2 separate regions of the Homo sapiens genome follow, and region 2 is linked to region 1. A link is a loop called in an ENCODE intact Hi-C map of the cell type or tissue named here. Cell type or tissue: GM12878. All regions are shown on one strand. Links, peaks and the distances in the headings refer to the core of each region. The heading gives the core; the rest is flanking DNA. Region 1 has its middle 16 kb from the start of TASL. Region 2 has its middle 65 kb from the start of TASL.

Region 1 (2,928 bases), core at 239-2,738:
ATTTGCTTGAAAATGAATGAAGTCTGTTTGTCACTTCAAGGAAAACAACTGACAGTATATATGTGGCCAACAATGAAACTCAAGTGTTCAAATGAATATTACAATTTTGAAAAACCTATTCCACTATTGGGATTTTGACAGCATCTCAGTACCTACTGACTCTCCTGATGAGACTGGTTGTGATATTAACAAATGTGATGTTTTGATATTATACAGTAGGAAATGTGCCAGCATTTGGAAGGGCTGCATAACTCAGGGAACTGATATTTTTTCAAATGACCAATGTATGATATAAAATCTTGCATGAGTAAATGATGCATTAAAAGTATAAGATGGATCAATGGGTTTTAATATAATGAAGTACAAGAAGTTCATAATATACTTTCTGTTCCACATTACAAGCAACCTTTAAGAAATTGTCACTTGTCAAGTTTTGGTGTTGTGTCCAAGAGGAATATCCACAGTTATCTGAAAAGCTTTTAACACACTCTTTCCTTTTTCAACAGCATATTTCTGAGAGGCTGGATTTTCTTCATATACTTCAAGTAGAATTCTTCAATCAAAACAGCTTATCCCAATAGATTAAATGCAGAAACTAATTGTCTTCTATAAGCCAGGTGTTAAAGAGATTTGTAGAAATAGAAAAGGATGCTACTCTTCTCGTTAATTTTTTTGAAAAATAATTTTTAAATCAAAAGTACATTATTTATATTACCACATAATGGGTCTATTATTATAATTATTAAATGGGCCAATAAATGTTTCAAAATTTCTTAGTTTTAATTTTGCTTATGGACAATATCAATATAACCCACATAAGAGCTCTTTGAAATTCTCCATAATTTTGTTTGCTTGTTTTGTTTCTTTATAGACAGGGTCTTGCTTGTTGAGTGCAGTGACTATTCACAGGTGTAGTCGTAGCTCACTGCAGCCTTGAACTCCTGGGCTTAAGCAATCCTCCTGCCTCAGCCTCCCAAGTAACTGGGACTGAAGGCACGCACCACTCTCCACAATTTTCAAGTGTGTAAAGGAATCCTGACACCAAAACGTTTTATAACTGCTACTTTAGATCATTATTTCTGAACACTAGAATGGCTCAACACTAGAATCACCTAGGGAACTTTAAAAAATGACCAATGCTTGGCACCAACCCAGATAAATTAGAGTATTTGTGTTTGCAACCCAGGTATTAATATATATGTACTTTTAGAAACTCACCAGGTGGCGCACCTGTACTCCCAGCTACTAGTGGGGCTGAGGCAGGATGATCGCTTAAGCCCAGGAGGTTGAGGCTGCAGTGAGCTGTGATTGCACCACTGCACTCCAGCTTGGGTGACAGAGTGAGACCCTGTTTAAAAAAAAAAAAAAAAAACAGCGAAAAAACTCCCCAGATATTACTAATGTACATCCAAAGTTAAAAACTATTGCTGTAGGGTAGTCTAATCGTAAGAATCTTCTGAGGCAGTTGTTAAATGTGGCAGTCCCAGGTCCAAATCTAATGAACCAAATCTCCAGGGGAAGGGCCTAGAAAATCTGCATATTTAATAAGCACATCAGGTGATTCTTAAAATGAGATAATTTGGGAAACATTCCACCTTTCTCTTCCCAACTTCCTCATTCTTGATGACAGGCTCATTAGTTGCTAACAAAGGCATTATTCAACTAAATTCGACCCACAGAAGTTTGGAGTATATGCCTTAAAACCTATCTTTTAATGTGAGATTTTGCTGCAGAAATGGCTTTAAAACTTAAAGTTTTGAAAGTATAAAGACACAGTAGTTAGTTGTTTGACAAGGCACTATTCTCGTGTGGAAGGTCTCTTGTCCAGGCAACTCAAATTTCACAGTTTTGTGGGGGGCACTTTATGAATTTGAGTTGGGTAAATGAATGAATTCTGCATGGGCAGCTGACTCTTCACCTTAAATGTTCAGAGGGACCTACGTCAGAGGACCAGAAAGAACCAGTTTTTCTGACTTGATCATCTTGTAATTCAGATAAAAGCTTTGTAAATACAAAAAAACATGTCCTCATGAATTGCAAGAAGGAAAATAGACCCAAGGAGAGGTTCAAATGGATTACCTTGGAGTGCAGACTAGAAAGGGGTTTATGGGAATCACTTGAGAAGTGAAACTTGCCCGAATAGAATATATCCTCAAATTCCGACTTTTTCTCTTCTGGTGAAACAGGAAGAAGGCACTGTCAGTATTAAATAGTAATTTCCTGTCTGCAACACCACAGTCATTTTTTTTTTCCTGATCAGAGAAGTCCCTGAACTACGAGCCTTTTGGAGGTAGAAATCAAACCTTAGTGGTTTTTATGTATAAAATGCCTAATACCTGGCCCTTAATAAATGCTCAATAAGTAGTTTCTGAATTGAATAAAGTAGTGATCAAGTCTAGATCTCGATGTTAAAAAGGTACAAAAATTCTATAATTCTACATGGAGCATTTCTTTTTTTTTCTTTTGAGACGGATTCTCACTTTGTTGCCCAGGCTGGAGTACTGTGGTGTGATCTTGGCTCACTGCAACCTCCGCCTCCCAGGTTCAAAAGCAATTCTCCTGTCTCAGCTTCTCCAGTACTGGGACTATAGGCGCACACCACCACGCCCGGTTAATTTTTGTATTTTTAGTAGAGATGGGGTTTCACCATGTTGGCCAGGCTGGTCTTGAACTCCTGACCTCAGGTGATCCACCCGCCTCGGCCTCCCAAAGTGCTGGGATGACAGGCGTGAGTCACCGAGCCTGGCCTATATGGAACATTTCTTTAAGGTAACTTGTGTTCAACAAGGCTCACATTGAAAATTGTAAAAATTGTAAGAAAAACTTAGTTCTTCCAGAAAAGATACACATAAAATTGAAAACAATGTTTTCCTTTGGAAAGTGGAAATAAGGGAGTTAGGGGAGAAGACTTTTTTCTTTATAGCTCTG
Region 2 (2,928 bases), core at 108-2,607, 81 kb after region 1:
GATTTTCTTTTCATGCTGTTTTCTGCTCCCTAGAGAAGGCAATGCTTTGTGAAGTTACCTAATGGACCGAGAAAACTCACTGAGCTAGTGACTTACAGGCAAAAGAAGTTTCAAAGCAGACATCTCAGGCATCATACTCACCACACTGATCAACTAAATTGAGAGATAGAAACTTCAGTTACTCATCCATGTATTTGATCTATATCAGTCCATATACTCCTATAGAAAAAAGAATTGATTTGGTGATTCTCAAGCTTTTCAAATGTGAGAATTTCCTTTTAAAGATCAAAACACTTTAAGAGCCACACATATTGAGAAAATGTGTTATTGTAAGTGACCATTATGTATTCTACGAAGCTATAATGGCCATCATATTTTTGCTGGTCAGCATCCCTTCCCCTTATTGAGGTACCAGTACCCCAATTTTCCTATTGTAAAACATCCCTCCCTTTTTTACTCTTGGTCCATTCACGTTGGGTGATTTAGACTCTACCCTTGGCTGCAGTGGTGGGTATGTATCTTAGGCCTGGCCTATCAAAGTATTCCATATCCTGGATCACAGTAATTACCTCCCTGATGGACATAGGCTACCTAATTTGAGACAGTTTCAGAACCTTTGCTGGGACTGTTGAGAGTGAGGCAGTCCCTTTTATCTGTTGGGATTTGCCTATATAAACCTGTACATGCTGGCAACCACCTACACAGTGTTAAAGTATGCATGAGAATAAAGCTCAAAGGCAGGAAATGAAGCTGAGCTATTTAAAGAGATGGAGTCCTATATTCATGGTTTGTGCCACTAGATCTATTCATGCATACTCAGATTTATCCATATTCTTTCCAGGCATGTGCATCCCCAAATTTCGTTTTTAGTTTGAACTGGGCTTCTGTCACTTGAAAGCAAGAATTTTTTTCTGACACAAATGCTTTGCAATGGTATTTTATTGTATGAATCCCAATAACAAGGACTATTTGAAACAGCACAAATATTCATGAGACATATTATTTAGTTAATGTGAAAGTAACACTCTGTGTGTATATGAACATGAAGACCATTTGCAATTAACTACCACCAGAGGGCAGAGGTCCCTGGGTTTGAAACCATTTTAATTTAAGTTTTGGAGGTCACGTCAACACAGATTAAGGCCACATTTATACAACTAAAGTGTGGAGTAGACTGTGATTATCTTGAAAATCTAGCGGGGCTTAGAAAGCTAATCAACACTGTATTTTCTCTCTGTGTCAGCATAGTTTCAAAGTCAAATATGGCTTGCATCGAAAAAGTATGCATTGCAGTTAGACGGTGTTTTATCATGATTGAAAATACTCTAGGGAACGCAGTACAATTTTGTTTTTGCATGTAGAATATTTAGAACTTCAATAAGTCTTCAAGGTATTATTGAGTAAAACAAGTTCATTCTCAATGTCGACATAAAATGAATCATGAGGATATGTACATAGCTAAAGCTATTTTTTCAAGTATCATTTTATTACTTTGTAAGTTTGTTGAGCTCATCTACAGTTTTCCAGGTGCCTCCAAACACATTATTTTATTTAATTCTAACAGTAATTTTGTAAGGAAGTGAACTAGAAGTTATTGACACTATGTTGAATTCTATGGTGGGGAACACATAAGCACACAAACATGTATTTTAATTTAAAGTAACATTATAAGGTGACTGTTATTATAATTATTTTATATGCAAGATAATTAAGGCTCAAAAGGGAATTAAGTTGTTCTAGTTCTCACAAAAAGCTCAAATTAATACTAAAATTTTTAAATTCAAGATCTCTATTTTCTACTTCTAATAGTTCTAAGTAGGGTCTATATGGGTGAAACAGAATTAATGAGTGAAGATTTGCTTTATCGGATTAACGGTATTGAGGACTGTTATATCTGGATTTCTTGCCTCCATGTTGACTTGAATTATTGAAAACAATCATATTTATGTGATTCTAGTGTGCTTCAATAAAAATCATTCTAAAACCCTTCCTCTCTTCCTTCCTTTCTTCCTTTCTTCCTTCCTTCCCTTCTTGTTCTTGTTCTTTTCCTCCTCCTATTCTTCCTCCTCCTGTTCCCCCACTCTTTCTTCTCTTTCTGTGATGGTGATATGGTTGAGGGAAAATCTTGCTTTGCTAATGTGCCATTTTTTTACTTCCTTCCTTAGTCTGACACAAATGATGTTTTCTGAAGTCCACTTTAGACACAATATTTTGGAAACCCTGATTCAATTTTACCGATCTATGAGCATACTAATCTACAAGGGCTGGTGGCAAGGTGAAAAACTAGGATAGACCTGATAGGCTTGAAGAAAAAGATGGAGTGATTCTAGGTAACAAATTAAGAAAAAATACAGAAATCAGGAGAAGTAAGGAGATTTGATATAGGGTAATAAATCCCAGGGCTGTTCTTTTAAGCTGTCCAACTTAGACTCCAAGAGCAGCCATCTGAATACCACTTTTGCTAGTAATTTGAAATACTCACTCTCCTTGACCTCATTGCAGGTGGACCTTGGCAATACCCAGCCTGTGATAAACTCTACTTTCTTCTTACACATGGATGAGATCACAAAATTGAATGGATCTATTGAAGGTCATGGCATTGAGCCAAAGAGGGAATTCCTACCTGATTGCTCCAATAGGGCCTGAAATTCAACATATTTTAGATCTGAACAAATTATCTCTTCCTTTTCCACATGTACCCCCCCCCCTTTTTTTTTGGTTTCCCAATTTGTATTAATACCACACCATTTTCCTAGTCACACAGACTTCACAACTAATTCATGTTTTTCTCTAACCATTTAGTCTTCACATCCCAGCACTTATAAAACCCTGGAGATTATGTCTCTTTATATCTCTTGAATTTGAAATGTTCTTTTCACTCCCTCTGCAGGGGCCTTGGTTTCAAATCTCATTACTGGGCCATTATTA

What was found. Peaks named below come from ENCODE experiments on the same cell type or tissue, not always from the same donor. Only the 100,000 strongest peaks of a DNase experiment are listed, where the experiment ranks them.
Region 2: it touches region 1 in a loop (12-fold over the local background); 1 of 110 quality-filtered maps calls a loop at or near these places.

What each region holds. Positions count from the first base shown.
Region 1 is chrX:30,592,300-30,595,227 of GRCh38, reverse strand. No RefSeq gene overlaps it. Among named protein-coding and RNA genes, the nearest start is that of TASL, 16 kb to the right of the region's middle. RefSeq lists a silencer at 1,272-1,381. In GM12878, for the core only: a CTCF peak has its summit at 1,227 (motif pointing right); no DNase peak of the experiment used is centred there; H3K27ac peaks cover 1,514 bases.
Region 2 is chrX:30,511,613-30,514,540 of GRCh38, reverse strand. No RefSeq gene overlaps it. Among named protein-coding and RNA genes, the nearest start is that of TASL, 65 kb to the left of the region's middle. In GM12878, for the core only: a CTCF peak has its summit at 1,072 (motif pointing right); no DNase peak of the experiment used is centred there.